Linked DNA regions of Homo sapiens: region 1 is linked to region 2. Evidence: read pairs that join two places in POLR2A ChIA-PET (ENCODE). Cell type or tissue: K562. All regions are shown on one strand. Links, peaks and the distances in the headings refer to the core of each region. The heading gives the core; the rest is flanking DNA.

Region 1 (5,383 bases), core at 321-5,320, 200 kb before region 2:
ATCTCAGCTCACTGCAACCTCCGCCTCCCGGGTTCAAGAGATTCTCCTGCCTCAGCCTCCTGAGTAGCTGGGATTACAAGCATGTGCCACCACGCCTGGCTTATTTTGTATTTTTAGTAGAGACGGGGTTTCTCCATGTTGATCAGGCTGGTCTCGAACTCCGGACCTCAGGTGATCTGCCCACTTTGGCCTCCCAAAGTGCTGGGATTACAGGCCTGAACCACCACACCCAGTCTCATGAAGGATTTCAAGTGCCAGCCTATGCCATCCAGACTTTATTCTGGAAGCCAGGGGATGCCGATGCCAATCCTGTCAGACCAAACTTATAAGTATTGTGGGCTGGGCGTGGTGGCTCATGTCTGTAATCCCAACACTTTGGGAGCCCTAGGGTGGGAGGATTACTTGAGGCCAGGAGTTCGAGACCAGCCTTGGCAACATGGTGAGAACCCCGTCTCCACAAAAAAAAAAAAAAAAGAAAAAAATTAGCTGGGCTTGGTCGCACACACGCATAGTTCCAGCTACTCAGGAGGCTGAAGTGGGAGGATTGCTTGATCCCAGGAGGTTGAAGCTGCAGTGAGCCATGATTGCACCACTGCACTCCAGCCTGGGTAATAGAGCAAGACCCTCTCTCTCAAAAAAAAAAAAAAAATTATAAGATGCTATTGTTATTATTTTTACCTCTCAAACTGTCAAAGATCAATGAGGTTTATTATACATTCTATTGGTGAGATGTAGAGAAACAGACATTCATACATTTTTAGTAGGAGGGTAAAATGACACAATTGGACAGTATCTACCAAGTTTAAAAATGTGCATGCCCTTTAAGTCAGTGATTTTACTTCTTGAAGAGATGTTTTTCAGATACATGCCCACTTGTTGGGAATTACATCTTATTCATTTTAGCATGGCTTGTAATAGCAAACAGTTTGTAATAGCAATGACGTGTTATTTATTGCAGCATTGTTTGTAATAGCAAAATACTGGAAATAATCTACATGTCCGGCAAAAGGACCAATAAATTATGATACATATATACAGTAGAATACGATGCATCCCTACAAAAGAATGAGGAATCATTTTGTATACTGATGAAATAATCGCTAAGAAATGCTGTTAGTTAAGTGAAATAAAAAACAAGGTGCACAACATACCACCATTTATGTGAAAAAATAAAAAGCATGCATTTGCTTATGTGTACTTGGAATGAATACCTCTGAGGGGATCTATTAGAAACCATTAACAGCAGTTGCTGTTAATATGTCTCCCATATTTTTCTTTTTTGTTTTTTTTGTTTTTTTTTGAGACGGAGTCTTGCTCTATCTCCCAGGCTGGAGTGCAGTGGCGAGATCTTGGCTCACTGCAAGCTCCGCCTCCCAGGTTCACGCCATTCTCCTGCCTCAGCCTCCCGAGTAGCTGGGACTACAGGCGCCTGCCACCACGCCTGGCTAATTTTTTTGTATTTTTAGTAGAGACAGAGTTTTACCGGGTTAGCCAGGATGGTCTAGATCTGACCTCGTGATCCGCCCGCCTCGGCCTCCCAAAGTGTTGGGATTACAGGTGTGAGCCACCGTGCCCGGCTGTCTCCCATATTTTTCACTGTTTCACCCCTTTGTAACTAAAATAACAAGAGGTGGGGAGAGCCACTATCTTTTTAAGCAGCTGCTCCATTCCTACCGGTTTCTATTCAACCTGAGATCAGCTGCAAGCCCTTAGCCTTTTTCTCAGGCACCTCTGGCAAACCAAACTTCCTATATCCTATGCTTATGCAGCTGATTTTTTTTTTTTAATCTAAATGCAGGTCTCTCCACTTACTCTTTTAAATTTCATCCTGCTGGTTTCAGCCCACTGTTTCAAGTTATTTTAGAATCTTGACTTTGAAATATTAGCTTTTCATCCCAACAGTGGTGCCTTCTGCAAATTTGGCAAGTGTAGTGGGCACTGACCACTACTAGGCTGACCAGGGTCTAGGAGCACAGAACTAGAGATACTTCCTCAGCAAGCTCTGCAGCAATCGGATAACCAACTGGGGTGAAGGAGCACAGCAGTTACATGAATCCACCTGACTGGGCAGTCTCTGAGATCGATATTTTCCTACTAGCCTCTTCAATCGTGAGACAATCAATGTCTAACTGGAAACAAGGAACACTATGTATGGCCCAAGGAATTTTCCTAGTGGCCTTCTGAGTAAATAAGTAACAAATTATTGTTGATATTTTTATCATTTTCGCCGCATCTTGTTCTTTGTGAAGATACCACTTATTTTTCTAGGTGTTCTCAAGCAAGGTGTTCTCAAATCCATGGTTTAATGTTATATTCTAGAATAGATTTTGAGGGAAATGTGCCCAGGATCTCCCTTTTCTTCTTTTTTGTCAGGGTATTTGCAGCTGTCCAGGACTGTGGCCCCTGTCCTTTTCGCCGCAGCTTTCATAGCCACATTGGCAAAGGTCCCTGGATCTTATCTGCAAAGGTCTGTCATCACCTTGGGATTTGCAGCTCATTTTGAATGGCTAGGTGGTTAGGTTTTCTCTTATCTTTTCTTCTATTTGGGGTTTAATGTCCTCTAACCCCTGTTTTGCTGAACTCTTCCCAGTCTGGAAGTGCTTTTCCTCGGGGGAGAAAGAGGAAAATCAGAGTTGAGTATTCTGCTTTCTCTGAAAACTGCCAACCTGACATCTTCATCCCCAGATGGAACCCTGTCTTCTCCTTTTTCCTCTTGCTTGAACATAACCAGCAATATCTTTTATTGTCTGCACCTTTTCCAAGTCTCAGTTTATCACGGACTTCACCTTTCCTTCCGTCTCTTGTACCCCACCTTTTAAATTTTGAACTTATCAGAGAGCTCTCTACAGAGCCACACTGGTTTCTTTGGCTCTCCTTTTCTCTGCACAGGGATTTTCAGCAAATGCGATAGCCTAATTTATCCCAGAGCTTCCTATCCCTCTTGTGCCATATTGCCATCTTGTCTCTAAACTTAGAATCATAACTTTTTTCTAACTTTTCAAATCATTTTTCTGGGATTATTTATTTATCCAATCATCCATTCATCCCATGCCCACATGCCCTTCCTTCCAAATCCAACTTTCTCCTTTGGTTCCTGTCTCATCAACAGCACCAGGGGAGTCTTTCCCCATCAGAAGGAAGGTTGGGGGAGCAGCTCCCTGGCAGCTTTTTCTTCCAGCTGAGAGGAAACTGTCATTGATGAATGTGAAGAGTTTATCAGCCACTCAGCGACTAGCTGGGCGAGACTGTAGTTACCAGGACAGGGCAGTCTCCAGCTCAGTGCCTGCTGCTCTCAGAGCACGTCAGGCAGTCAGATGTGTGCTTCCCTGGGGACACGACTTCCACGAGCTCATCTAGCAGTCTCACCCTCAACACCTGGTTTCCTCCAATTTGGCAGTGTGCTGTGGTGTAAAGCTTGCAGGATGTGGACTCCAATATACCCAGGTTTGCATTCTAGTTTTGCTATTTACTAGCAAGTCACTTAAATCTTTATCTCTGAGCTTCCATTTCTCTCACTTAAAAAGTGAGAAAAAGTGGCTATTATCAGGCTCATGGGGTGATTGAGCTGACATATGTATGTACCTGTGCATGGAAGGTTTCAAACACACCAGCTTCTGTGCTCAGCTTAGCTTCATGGAGTCTCACGTGTCACATGTTCTGGGTGAACTGTTGTTTTTTTCCCTTTCTATTAAAACTGTTTCTTTTGGACAGGGTGTAATGTATGTCTTTGCCCAGTGAACCTTCCTTGGATGAGCCATGCATCCCACTAGAAAACAGTCCAGCTCTGAGAAGAGTGTGGGGGCGGAGGACAGGAAACAGAACAGAACAGCAGAATGTATGTGGTTCTGGGGCTGACCCTGGACCTCTACCCCTTCAGATGGGCCTGTGACTCAGGCCTGGCTAGCGTCTCCCAGACACACCAAATGCTTTACAGATGGGTGTGTGTTTCAAGCCAGAGTCCTCCTGGGGATTTTTGCTGGAGCTCTCCAAAGTGATTTTGCTCTTTCTCTGGAATCACAAGCTCTAAGAAGCCATGTGAGTGGAGCTGCCAGCTGGCATCTTGTTGCCATGTGGAGAGCCCGTCGGAGAGGGAAACCAGCCGAGGGGTGGGAAGACCGAATCCCGATGCCCTTGTTTGAACCCCCAGATTCACCACTGGCCATTTTTATTACTTGAGCCAATGTAGCCAGTTTGAGTTGGGCTTCTGGGCATCTAACTAACTGTTGAGCATACAATGTTGATCCTTTCATTATTATAATAAAACCACGAGTTCCCTCCTCTCATTAAGATTCATACTTCACTCTTCGTTAAAATCTGTGCTCCGATCATCATGCAGAAAAATACTGGGACGCAATGCATGTGCGTGCCATATTAGAAATTCCAGATTTGCAGACCCATATCAGAATCTGGGCTTTGCTATTTACCACCAGTCTTGGGCAAATCAATGAACCCTTCTGAGTCTCACTTTTCCACTACTAAAATGGGAGCAGTATTTAGCTTATATGGCTGTTTTATGGGTTGGAGCTAATGGCGACATGGGCAGGGCACATGGTGAGCCATCACTAAATATTACTAGGTGGTAGGAACATTTATGTTATGTCAGTAGCTTTGACTCTGACTATGCTGAATCTATATAATTCCTACACTTTGTTCCATGTCACATCTCTTAGCTACCATGGTATCCAGGCTTATGGTGGCTTTGACCAAGGAGAGGAGAAGAACTTGCAGGCTTTTGAGAAAGATGGGAGATGAGGAGGTGGACAGAAATTTCAAAGTTCGATTGGGGGAGATGATGGAATTAGTCTTGTTTAAAACACTTGTGACTGCAGAACTTTACACCCACTTTCTATTTATAAATAGCCCTGTCTCTCAGCTCAGCTCCTCCTGCACAAGGCTTCCGTGGAAGACAACAGACACAGAGAGCAGCTGCCAGTGCGGCACAAATGTACAGAGCAGAGGCTGTTGGGGAACTGGGGCTGCATGTGGGCTTGGGGCGGAAGGATTAAAGACGCTAGGTCAAGAAATCTTGGCCGATTGCGGTGGCTCATGCCTGTAATCCCAGCACTTTGGGAGGCTGAGGCAGGCAGATCATGAGGTCAGAAGATCAAGACCATCCTGGCTAACATGGTGAAACCCCATCTCTACTAAAAATACAAAAAATTAGCCGGGCGTGGTGGTGGGCACCTGTAGTCCCAGCTACTTGGGAGGCTGAGGCAGGAGAATGGCGTGAACCCGGGAGGCGGAGCTTGCAGTGAGCCGAGATCGTGCCACTGCCCTCCAGCCTGGGCGACAGAGCAAGACTCTGTCTCAAAAAAAAAAAAAAAAAAAAAGTAGGGTGTGGTGGTGCACACCTATAATCCCTGTTACTTGGGAGGCTGAGGCA
Region 2 (5,383 bases), core at 94-5,093:
AGAATCGCCTGAACCTGGTGGGCGGAGGTTGCAGTGAGCTAAGATCATGCCACTGCAGTCTAGCCTTCCAGCCTGGGTGACAGAGCAAGACTGTCTCCAAAAAAAAAAGAAAGTAAACCTTAATAAGATGATTGACACATACATACATAATAAGGCAACTGTAGCAATATGTTAACAATTGTAGAATTTGAGTGATAGGTATATACTGTTCACTGTAAAAAGTCTTTAAACTTTCCTGTCTGTTTGAAAATTTATGTAATAGAACATCAGGGAAAAAATTAAAACTTTAAACTACATAACGAGAAAAAAGCAGCATAAAACAATAAAAAAAATGTAATTAATAAGTAAATTTGGGCTGTGTGCAGTGGCTCATGCCTGTAGTCCCAACACTTTGGGAGGCTGAGGTGGGCAGATCACTTGAGCCCAGGAGTTCGTGACCAGCCTGGGCAACATGGGAAAACCCCATCTCTACAAAAAATTAAAAAATTAGCCAGGAATGGTGGCTCACGCCTGTAGCCTCCAAGTACCTCAGCTACTTGAGAGGCTGAGGTAGGAGAATCACTTGAGCCCAGGAGGTTGAGGCAGCAGTGAGCTGTTGATTACACCACTGCACTCCAGTCTGGGTGACAGAGCAAGACCCTGTCTAAAAGAAATAATAAAATAAGTAAATAAGTTTGATTTATAAAAATGTATCCTGGCCAAACGCGGTGGCTTATGCCTGTAATCCCAGCACTGGGGGAGGCCAAGGTGGGAGGATCGCTTGAGTCCAGCCTGTGCAACATAGTGAGACCCTGATTTTACAAAATAATAATAATAATAATAATAATAATAATAATAATAAAAGGAATCTCTAAAAACACACAGGGGCAGGAGAGTTCTAATATTTTCTTATGTTCCTGAGTCCTATCTAAATTGCAGAATACAAGAAAGTAGTCCTTACATGTATATAATGCCTTTGACTGGCATTAGTACAGTCTTCTTTAACTTTATGTAGAGGATTCTATGTCTCCCATCCCCTAAAACCTAGTCAAATGGAAGCTAAGCAACTTCCTTGCGTTAAAGTTTATAAAGTTTATTTGCCATTCAAATGTAGTTTACCTTCTGTCCTTCTCCTGTAACTAGGTAACACCTTCCCAGCATAAATCGACAGGAACCAACATTGACTTGACACCAGGGATGTAGCAGTTGAATATAATCCTTAAAGGCATAAAAGGTGCTTTCTGATTAGAAAATAAATGTTACTTAAGGAGATACTCATTCCCAAGTTATTCGTCACAGAGGATGAAAAGACAGTGTTTGAACAAATGTTTTATTTCCTGACATAATTCTGATATTAAAACCTACCCCTGTTGCCTTCCTTCTTCATCCATTCCCCCTTTCCTTACACAAACAGGAGTCCAGTAACACACATACACATACTTTACATCTCAGCAATTTTCCAATTTTTGGTATTTATTGGTTCAATGACTAGATTCCAGTAAAGGATTTATATGAAAACAATAGTACATTTGAATTACTATGAAGAAAACCTAGCAGAGACAAATTCTTAAAAAGACACTCTAGAGGCCAGGCACGGTGGCTCATGCCTGTAATCCCAGCACTCTGGGGAGACGGGTGGATCACCTGAGGTCAGGAGTTCGAGACCAGCCTCGCCAACATAGTGAAACCCAGTCACTACTAAAAATACAAAAATTAGCTGGGCGCGGTGGCACGTGCCTGTAATCCCAGCTACTCGGGAGGCTGAGACAGGAGAATTGCTTGAACCCAGGAGGTGGAGGCTGCAGTGAGCCAAGATCATGCCACTGCACTCCAGCCTGGGCAACAGAGTGAGACTCCGTTTCAGGAAAAAAAAAAAAAGATACTCTAGAAAAAATCACGTTAGGAATTATACTGTCCAGAGAGAAGTAGAGAAAAATCTCTCTCTTTAAAAATTTATTTTATTACTTTCTTTAAAAGCCTTTAGAACCAGGTATTCTCTCAGCCAAGTACTAACCATGCCCAACCCTATTTAGCTTCGTAGATCAGACAAAATCAAGCAAGTTCAGGATGGTATAGAAATAGAGAACAATCTCTTTGGGGTATGTCTTCACATAATCAAGTTTAAATTATTGTGGTTCTTTAAAATGCAGTTAACATTTACAAAGAAAAAAATTCAGCAATCCCATGCTTTACAAGAATGTGTAGACATGAAATGTTCAAAGGAACTCACCTGCAATTGTACATATTGGCAATTTCCCATCAAACATTCTAGAAAGAGACAACCAGGATTGCTAGGCCATCTAGTCATTGGTTAAGGATATTTCTTAATTTTTGTTGGCAAATCTTAAACATATACATTGGGCATCAAATTCAGAAAAGTCCATAAAATAGCTTAATTTACATAAACAAGGCAGAGAAGTTGGCCAACCACATGTTCTTTCATCATCACTAGAATACAGTTAAACAGTTACTTTTATACCAGGAGACTTGTTATAGTGCTTAGAACTCAGATAACTATGGAATAAAGCATCTATTTCACCAGGCACGGTGGCTCACTCCTGCAATCCCTGTACTTTGGAAGGGTAAGGTGGGAGGACTGCTTGAGCCCAGGAAATCAAGACCAGCCTGGGCAACACATAAGAGTCCTGTCTCTAAAAATAAATAAATTTTTAAAAGCCTGTATTTCATTCCTGGGTGTTCATTTTCAATTCCAGCTGGTGTACCGCAGAACACAGTATTGGTGCCAGTGGACATCCAGCACATAACATGGTACCTGGCATATAGAGTCATTCAATAAATATTTGTTGAATGAATGTCTTTTTTTTTTTTGAGACAGAGTCTCACTCTGTCGCCAGGGCTGGAGTGCAGGGGCATGATCTCAGCTCACTGCAACCTCTGCCTCCAAGGTTCAAGTGATTCTCCTCCCTCAGCCTCCTGAGTAGCTGGGACTACAGACGCATGCCACCAAGCCCAGCTAATTTTAGTATTTTTTTGTAGAGGCGAGGTTTCACCATGTTGGTCAGGCTGGTCTTGAACTGCTGGCCTCAAGTGATCTGCCCGCCTTGGCCTCCCAAAGTGCTGGGATTATAGGCATGAGCCATTGCAGCACCCAGCCAAATGAATAATGTCTTTTTTTTTTTTTTTGAGACGGAGTCTCACTCTGTTGCCCAGACTGGAGTGCAGTGGCGCAATCTCGGCTCACTGCAAGCTCCGCCTCCTGGGTTCATGCCATTCTCCTGCCTCAGCTTCCAAGTAGCTGGGACTACAGGCGCCTGCCACCATGCCTGGCTAATTTTTTTTTGTATTTTTAGTAGAGACAGGGTTTCACCGTGTTGTCCAGGATGGTCTCGATCTCCTGACCTCGTGATCTGCCCGCTTCTGCCTCCCAAAGTACTGGGATTACAGGCGTGAGCCACTGCGCCTGGCCGAATAATGTCTTAAAACAGACCTAGGTATTTCATTACATAGGCAGAATAAGAACCTTAGACTATTTAGATAGAAGAGAGCTGCTTTTTTTTTTGAGAAGGAGTCTTGCTCTGCCGCCTAGGCTGGAGTGTGGTGGCGCGAGCTTGGCTCACTGCAACCTCCACCTCCCAAGTTCAAGCAAGTCTCAGCCTTCCGAGTAGCTGGGATTACAGGTGCAGGCCACCACGCCTGACTAATTTTTGTATTTTTAGTAGAGGTGGGGTTTCACCATGTTGGCCAGGCTGGTCTCGAACTTCTGGCCATAAGTGATAAACCTGCCTCCACCTCCCAAAGTGCTGGGATTACAGGTGTGAGCCAACATGCCCGGCCAGAAGAGAGCTTTTCACTGGCTTCTAAATAAAAGGATACAAAAGCTGCAATAAATAACTGGTAATTGCAGTAATCATTTCAGGCCAATTCAATCCAGTTTGGCTCAGAGGTGCCTTTGGCTGAGAGAAGAGGTGAGATATAATGTGTTTTCTTGCAACTTCTTGGAAGAATAACTCCACAATAGTCTGAGGACTAGATACTTAAAAAGAAAAAGTTATGACAGTTTTGTGTAGTGGTAATTATCAATTTTCAATTAAAATAGTCTATCAATTCATTTTATGCTTGTAACAAACAATTTAGCACTTCAAAACAGAAAATGTATCACGGGTATATATCCAGTGGCAATATAAATAAAAGTAGTCTGTAAATTGTGAGGCACTATAAAAATGCAATAAAAACACCATTCACATCAAAGTTATAGTCATTTCTTTTCACTGATCTCACAAGACTTAAGTGCCTTCCCTAGAAATTCTTCATGATAAATACAATTAGCCCCAGGATTTCAACTTTTATACCAGAACAATACAAAATAAATTCTCCAGAATAATGGTTTTCAAACATGAGGGATACTTTTAAATATCTGTTGACTAAGATTACAAAAGTTACCATGAACGAATAAATTTTTAAATGATTTTGTTAATCACTGGAGCATCAAAACAGAATGGGAAAGCAGCTATACACACACACACACACACACACACACACACACACACACACACACACACACACACACACACACATATATATACCATATCCTTAACATATGCCTGATCTGGTACTACAGTTTCACAGACCCCATGCCACAAACGGAGATCTCAGGCCACAGCTTACTCATGCCTTCTGAAAGCAAAGAGCCTAGCCAACCTTTCTATGGCAAAGGTGGCAAAAGACCACTTTAATGAATATGCAATAAATCCCCAGTTTAAAATGAAATGTGTACATAGTCCACTCCTTACCAAACCTATTTGCCATTAAAGCACCAGAGTCTGTTAATTCCAGTACTGATAAGTGTTGGAGATTAGACTCCCTGTGAGAAAAGGGGAAAAGACAGCTTAGTAAATTCTCCTATGCTAAACATTACTTCTACAAGCTCTTCTACGAAGAACACTGTCAATTTAATTAATAAATTGCACATAAAAGCTCCACTGAAAGCACAAAAAAAATTGGAAATCATTATAATATAGATTGTTGCCCATAATATCACTTCGTGACCCTTCAATGAGGAGCCAGAGCAAACAGGATGGTTTATCTTATTGAAAATGTGAATCTCGGCGGGGTGTGGTGGCTCATGCCTGTAATCCCAGCACTATGGGAGGCTGAGGCGGGTGGATCACCTGAGGTCAGGAGTTCAAGACCAGCCTGGCCAACATGGTGAAACGCCACCTCTACTAAAAATACCAAAAATTAGCCAGGTGTGATGGCAGGCGCCTCTAAACTCAGCTACTCTGGAAGCTGAGGCAGCAATATTGTTTGAATCAGGGAGGTGGAGGTTGCAGTGAGCCGAGATCGCACCATTGCACTCCAGCATGGGCAACAAGAGCGAAACTCCATCTCCAAGAAAAAAAAAAAAGTGAATCTTGTAATTCTTGGATTTGGCTATAAAGAAGCT

What was found. Peaks named below come from ENCODE experiments on the same cell type or tissue, not always from the same donor. Only the 100,000 strongest peaks of a DNase experiment are listed, where the experiment ranks them.
Region 1: POLR2A ChIA-PET joins it to region 2 with 6 read pairs; 2 of 35 experiments call an interaction of 5 or more read pairs at or near these places.

The regions. Positions count from the first base shown.
Region 1 is chr11:47,603,649-47,609,031 of GRCh38, forward strand. It overlaps a transcript of MTCH2 not described here. Among named protein-coding and RNA genes, the nearest start is that of C1QTNF4, 12 kb to the left of the region's middle. In K562, for the core only: no CTCF peak of the experiment used is centred there; a DNase peak (open chromatin) is centred at 2,463; H3K27me3 peaks cover 948 bases.
Region 2 is chr11:47,802,340-47,807,722 of GRCh38, forward strand. NUP160 (nucleoporin 160) reads right to left here. Exons shown (of 36, transcript NM_015231.3): 19 at 4,731-4,801; 20 at 3,814-3,973; 21 at 2,210-2,279; 22 at 1,099-1,197. It also overlaps the pseudogene RNA5SP340. Among named protein-coding and RNA genes, the nearest start is that of FNBP4, 38 kb to the left of the region's middle. In K562, for the core only: no CTCF peak of the experiment used is centred there; no DNase peak of the experiment used is centred there.